2 separate regions of the Homo sapiens genome follow, and region 1 is linked to region 2. A link is an interaction called in ENCODE POLR2A ChIA-PET data of the cell type or tissue named here. Cell type or tissue: PC-3. All regions are shown on one strand. Links, peaks and the distances in the headings refer to the core of each region. The heading gives the core; the rest is flanking DNA.

What was found. ChIA-PET counts read pairs that join two places held together with the same protein. Peaks named below come from ENCODE experiments on the same cell type or tissue, not always from the same donor. Only the 100,000 strongest peaks of a DNase experiment are listed, where the experiment ranks them.
Region 1: POLR2A ChIA-PET joins it to region 2 with 6 read pairs; 9 of 35 experiments call an interaction of 5 or more read pairs at or near these places.

What each region holds. Positions count from the first base shown.
Region 1 is chr1:171,853,379-171,856,204 of GRCh38, forward strand. The region is part of intron 1 of DNM3 (dynamin 3); the gene reads left to right. Among named protein-coding and RNA genes, the nearest start is that of DNM3-IT1, 9.4 kb to the right of the region's middle. In PC-3, for the core only: no CTCF peak of the experiment used is centred there; no DNase peak of the experiment used is centred there; H3K27me3 peaks cover 2,288 bases.
Region 2 is chr1:171,787,314-171,790,139 of GRCh38, forward strand. METTL13 (methyltransferase 13, eEF1A N-terminus and K55) reads left to right here. Exons shown (of 8, transcript NM_015935.5): 4 at 422-617. Among named protein-coding and RNA genes, the nearest start is that of METTL13, 7.1 kb to the left of the region's middle. In PC-3, for the core only: no CTCF peak of the experiment used is centred there; DNase peaks (open chromatin) are centred at 978 and 1,598.

The sequences.
Region 1 (2,826 bases), core at 80-2,579, 66 kb after region 2:
CTGGTCTTGAACTCCTGGGCTCAAGTATTTCTCCTGCCTTGGCCTCCCAAAGTGGTGGCATTACAGGCATGAACCACTGTGCCTGGTCTGTATTTATTTATTTTTTAAAAAAGCTTAATTTTAAAATCTGCTTTTCTAATTGACCCAATTTCTTTCAGTGGTATACTAGTCTAGAAACTTAAAAAATAAACATAGTTTAGTTTCCTTTTTTTATTTTTAAAATCTTCCTATATCTAACACATCTTGTAATTTCTTTATTCAAAACATCTTTTTGGTCAGCCTTTTCCTCTTTATTCTCATTCTGACCATCAGAGTCTCAGCTGTCCTCCTTTCGCATGTGGGATAACTCTGACAGCATCCTGCCCTCTCACTCTCTCCATTTCTTATTCATCTATTCCATGTAAATATTGCTGCTCTCAGGTTAATCTTCCAAAACACAAGTTTAATATCTCTGTCCTCAGTAACCTGCAGTCCCCTCCCTCCCCTTTAAAAATCTCTACTTGGTTTTCAAAACTTTCTGACCATTCAGCTTTGTTTTCCACTCCTCCCAGAGGTATTCACCTCATTTTTTTCATCTTTTCTGTGTATGCAATGGCAATTTCTGATGACTTAAGAACATGAATAGCTTGAGTAGAGCATATTTTATGACCAAAATGGGTTCAAACAATCAACCTATACTTGAGTTGCTACTTTGTGAAAGACACTGTTTTGGGATGGAAAAAAAAATATTTGCCCTTAACAGAAACTAGTGTAGACTAGCATAGAGTGTAGTCAGAACTTACAGAGTGTTGAGGTAAAGAACATGTATTCTGTGGAGCCTGACTCCCTGGGTTCACATCGTAGTTCTGCCACTTAATAGTTCTGTGATCGAAGGCAATCACTTAACCTGCCTGTGCCTCAGCTTCCTCATTGGTACAATGGGACAATAGTAGTACCCTCCTCATGTGGTGGTTGTAAAAATTAAATTAATACATGTAAAACACTTAGGAGAGTGTCTGTCACATGGTAACATAGTTACCTGTTTATGATTATTATTACTGGGGATGGAAGTTTAGACAGAATTTGGGTGCCTTTAGAGGTGCAGTGTTCTGGATGATCAAAGGAAAAGAGCAATTTTTCCTTTTTTTCTGAGACAAAGTCTCGCTCTTGTCGCCCAGGCTGGAGTGCAGTGGCGGGATCTCAGCTCAATCTATCAAATTCTTACTATTTAATGCCCATTTAAAATCCTACTGGTTTACATGAAATCTTTCTTGGACTCTCCCAAAGAAAAATTGAAAGACCTCTGCCTCCCAGATTCAAGTGATTCTCCTGCCTCAGCCTCCTGAAGAGCTGGGATTACAGGCCCCCACCAGCATGCCAGGCTAATTTTTTTTTTTTTGTGGAGACGGGGTTTCACCAGGCTGGTCTCAAACTCCTGACCTCAGGTGATTCGCCAGCCTCCACCTCCCAAAGTGCTGGGATTACAGGTGTGAGCCACTGTGCCTGGCCCAATTTTTCCTTTTTTAAAAATTATTATTTTAGGTTCAGGGGCACATGTGCAGGTTTGTTTTATAGGTAAACTTGTGTCATGGGGGCTTGTTGTACAGATTATTTCTTCACCCAGGTACTAAATCGAGTACCTAATAGTTATTTTTTCTGATACTCTCCCTTCTCCCACCCTTCACCCTCAAGGAGGCCCCAGTGTCTATTGTTTCCTTTGTGTTTATGAATTCTCATCATTTAGCTCCCACTAATGAGTGAGAACAGGCAACATTTGGTTGTCTGTTCCTGTGTTAGTTTGCTAAACTTAATGGTCTCCAGCTCCGTCCGTGTTCCTGCAAAGAACATGATCTCATTCCTTCAAGGCTGCATAGTATTCCATGGTATATATGTACCATATTTTCTTTATCCAATCTGTCACTGATGGGCATTTAGGTTGATTCCATGTCCTTGCTATTGTGAATAGTGCTGCAGTGAACATTCACATGCATGTGTCCTTATGGTAGAATGAGTTATGTTTCTCTGGGTATATACCCAGTAATGGGATTGTTGGATTGAATGGTACTTCTGCTTTTAGTTCTTTGAGGAATCACCATACTCCTTTCCGCAATGGTTGAACTAATTTACACTCTCACCAACAGTGTATAAGTGTTACCATTTCTCCATATCTTTGTCAGCATCTGTTGTTTTTTGACTTTTATATAATAGCCATGCTGACTGGTGTGAGATGGTATCTTCATTGTGGTTTTGATTTGCATTTTTCTGATGATCAGTGATGTTGAGCTTTTTTATTTTTTTCTTCTCATATCCCTGTTGGCCATCTGTATGTCTTCTTTTGAAAAATGTCTGTTCATGTCCTTTGCCCACTTTTTTCTTGTAAATTTGTTTAAGTTACTTACAGATGCTGGATATTAGACCTTTGTCAGATGCATAGTTTGCAAAAATTTTCTCCCATTCTGTAGGTGGTCTGTTTACTCTATTGATAGTTTCTTTTGCAGAAGCTCTTAAGTTTAATTAGAATCCCTCTTGTCAATTTTTGCTTTTGTTGTTATTGCTTTTGGTGTCTTTGTTATGAAGTCTGCCCATTCCTACGTCTCAGATGGTATTGCCTAAGTTGTCTTCCAGGGTTTTTATAATTTTGGGTTTTACATTTAAGTCCGTAATCTATCTTGAGTTGATTTTTATATATGGTGTAAGGAAGGGGTCCAGCTTCAATCTTCTGCATATGGCTAGCCAGTTATCCCAGCACTATTTATTGAATAGGTAGTCCTTTCCCCATTGCTTGTTTTTGTCAGCTTTGTTGAAGATCAGATAGTCGTAGGTGTGTGGCCTTATTTCTGGGCTCTC
Region 2 (2,826 bases), core at 290-2,789:
ATTTGGAGTGGTTGTTTCTCCCATGGATTTTGTTATCTTTATTCTTGTGTAGATTCCTTCTCATAATCACAGCCCCTTCCTGAGGGTTCCCTCTAGCTTTTGTTATCCTGGACTATTGAGAGTTCTTTTAGGGGTTACTGATGAGAAAAACCCCTAAAAGAACTTGGGGAGAATCAGCTGCATCTCACTAGTTGTTTGGGAGATCTTTATGTGTCCAGTTGATTTTCAAAAGATGAATTAAACCTTTGAGATCAGTTCAAAGGCTCCAGAAAAGTACTTTAATAGAATGGCAAATCTGTGGAGTAGTTGTTGTCTAGAACCGTGGTATGGGGATATATACACACAAAAGGGAAGGGGTTATAATTTCTCTTATTTCTTAAATGAGCTGCTGTTTTGACCACATCTCTGGTTGTACCTTCAGGTCCCCTTTCTGTCTGTGGGTGGGGACATTGGGGTCCGGACCGTTCAGCACCAAGACTGCAGCCCCTTGAGCGGTGACTATGTCATTGAGGATGTGCAAGGGGATGACAAGCGATACTTCCGTCGACTGATCTTCCTCAGCAACAGGAATGTGGTGCAGTCCGAAGCCAGGTTGCTGAAGGATGTGTCTCACAAAGGTGAGGTGTCATAGGCACAGTGGTGGGACCCAAGTGGCCGTGGCATGGACTAGATTTCTTGGGAGCTTGGCCGAGATGTAGGATGGACCTGGGTGTCTGTAGGTTCTTAACCATCTGGACTCTTAGGGTGTGAATAGCTATAAGCAGAGTACATTCTGTTCTTGAGCAGAGCCTGGCTCTGAAGTGATAGGGGACGTGAGTAGTGAAACCAAATACAGTGATAATCACATTAATGTCTTCGGTTTAAAGGCATCTGTTTTGCAGGTGCTCCATATACATCTGTGTATTGTTTCAATAGGCCTCTGTGAGGTGAGCCAGAACTATGGAAGTTGCAGGTGAGCCCTGCCCTCCATAGTGTGACTCACCTGTTTCAGAGGGTTTTGGATTGGCGGGTGACTTAGAGGCCTTCTAGTATACCACTGTTCAGTAAAACTGCCTGTGATGAAGGAGATGTTTAGTTCCTGAGTTTCTAATGTGGTCGCGACTAGCCATATGTAGTGCTGAGCGTTTGGAATGTGGCTAGTGTAACTGAGGAACTGAATTTTAATTTTCTTTAATTCTAATTAATTTACATTTATATTTCAACAGCCATAGGGGGCTAGTGGCTAGTATTGGACAGTGTAGATCTAAACCATCTCTTCTAGGATCCCTTTAAGTGGTCTCCCAGCTGTCACTCAGAAACTCCCCCGATGGGGAATCAATAGTTTGTTTTACCTGTGTTAGTTTGTATTTTAAAAGTGATACTTGTTCATTGAAATCACTTCAAAAGTCAAATATAGACCGCGAAAAGTGAATGCCCCTCACCTCTCCGTCTCCAGTGCATCTTCCCTGTCTGAGGCGCAGAGATTCAAGGATGGAAGCTGAAATGGCTCTCCTGATTCCCAGTTGTTCCCTTTGCCTGACTGGCCTGCCCTCATAGCAAGGCCATCTGGGAGGAGGGTGGAGACAGAGAATTCAGATGCTTGAGGTCATAGACTGGCTCTGAGCCTAGAATCAAGTTACCCAGCGAAATGGTATTTTTCTTTAGGGGTTTTCCCTGGCCAAGAGCACCCAAGATTGTTGGGTTTCTGCCCTATTGTTTGGTCACTGTGGCTGCAGGTTGGTCCAGTTTCATCTCACTAAAATCTCAGTAAAATTGCTTAAAAGAACATTTTGCCCCTTTCAGTTTGGGTTTCAGGTTTTTTCACCATTGTCATGTTCCTTGATTTCTTGGTAGCACTTTGTTCTCATGGAAAGAACGTTCTCCCTCATGGGAGTATTGGTGAGCAAGAAGGAGAGCATATTAAAAAGTGATTTAATATATCTGAAAAGCACCCCGACTCCACTCATCAGCACTTTTTACTGCTGGGGAATGCAGCTGATCCCTATGAAGACACAGCCATCCGTTTAGTATGATACCCTGGAGCAGGGAAGGGAGTGGTGAGAGGGAAAGTGGAGTGGCTTTTTAGGATTTATTTCCTTTTTTGAATACTTGTGATTTCCTTCTTCAGCAAAGGTTGGTAGTGCTACCTGTGTGGCATAGCAGAAAGATGATAGGTGATGGAGACAGGCAGTCCGAGGATCAACTCCTATCTCTACCATCTGCTGATTCCCTATTTACTTAACACTTCAGTGGCTTAGTGTGTTCATGTGCCAAGAATTGGAATGATAAGGTTGTTAGAAGAGCTAAAAAAATAAAAGTTACGGTATAGTAATTGGCACATAGCAGGTGATTAGTAACTTTACCTTTCTTTAAAAGACTTTATGAGTAATCTTTTCTCCTGTTAGTGGCCTTACATTTCTTAGACGGGAGGTACCAGGGCTCCTCAGTTGAGTTTTCCCAGGTTTTTGAGTGTGCATTTGCCATTTCCTTTTCCAGCTTCCTTGTATCCATTGTATATGTTAAATGTTTAATGACTATGTCTTTGTGGGGCGGGGTAGGGGGGGCACATCCTAATTTATAGTGTTTATCAGTTCTCTAGTATAAATACCACCACTGTATTTGTTTGTTTTACGTTGCTTATAAAGGAATACCTGAGACTGGATAATTTGTAAAGAAAAGACTTTTATTTTGGCTTATGGTTCTGCAGACTGTACAAGAAGCATGGTACCAACTTCTGCATTTGGTGAGGCTTCAGGAAGCTTACAATTATCACAGAAGGTGAAGGGAGACCAGGTACATCACATAGCAAGAGAGGGAGCAAAAGAGATGCCAGGCTTTTTTCAACAA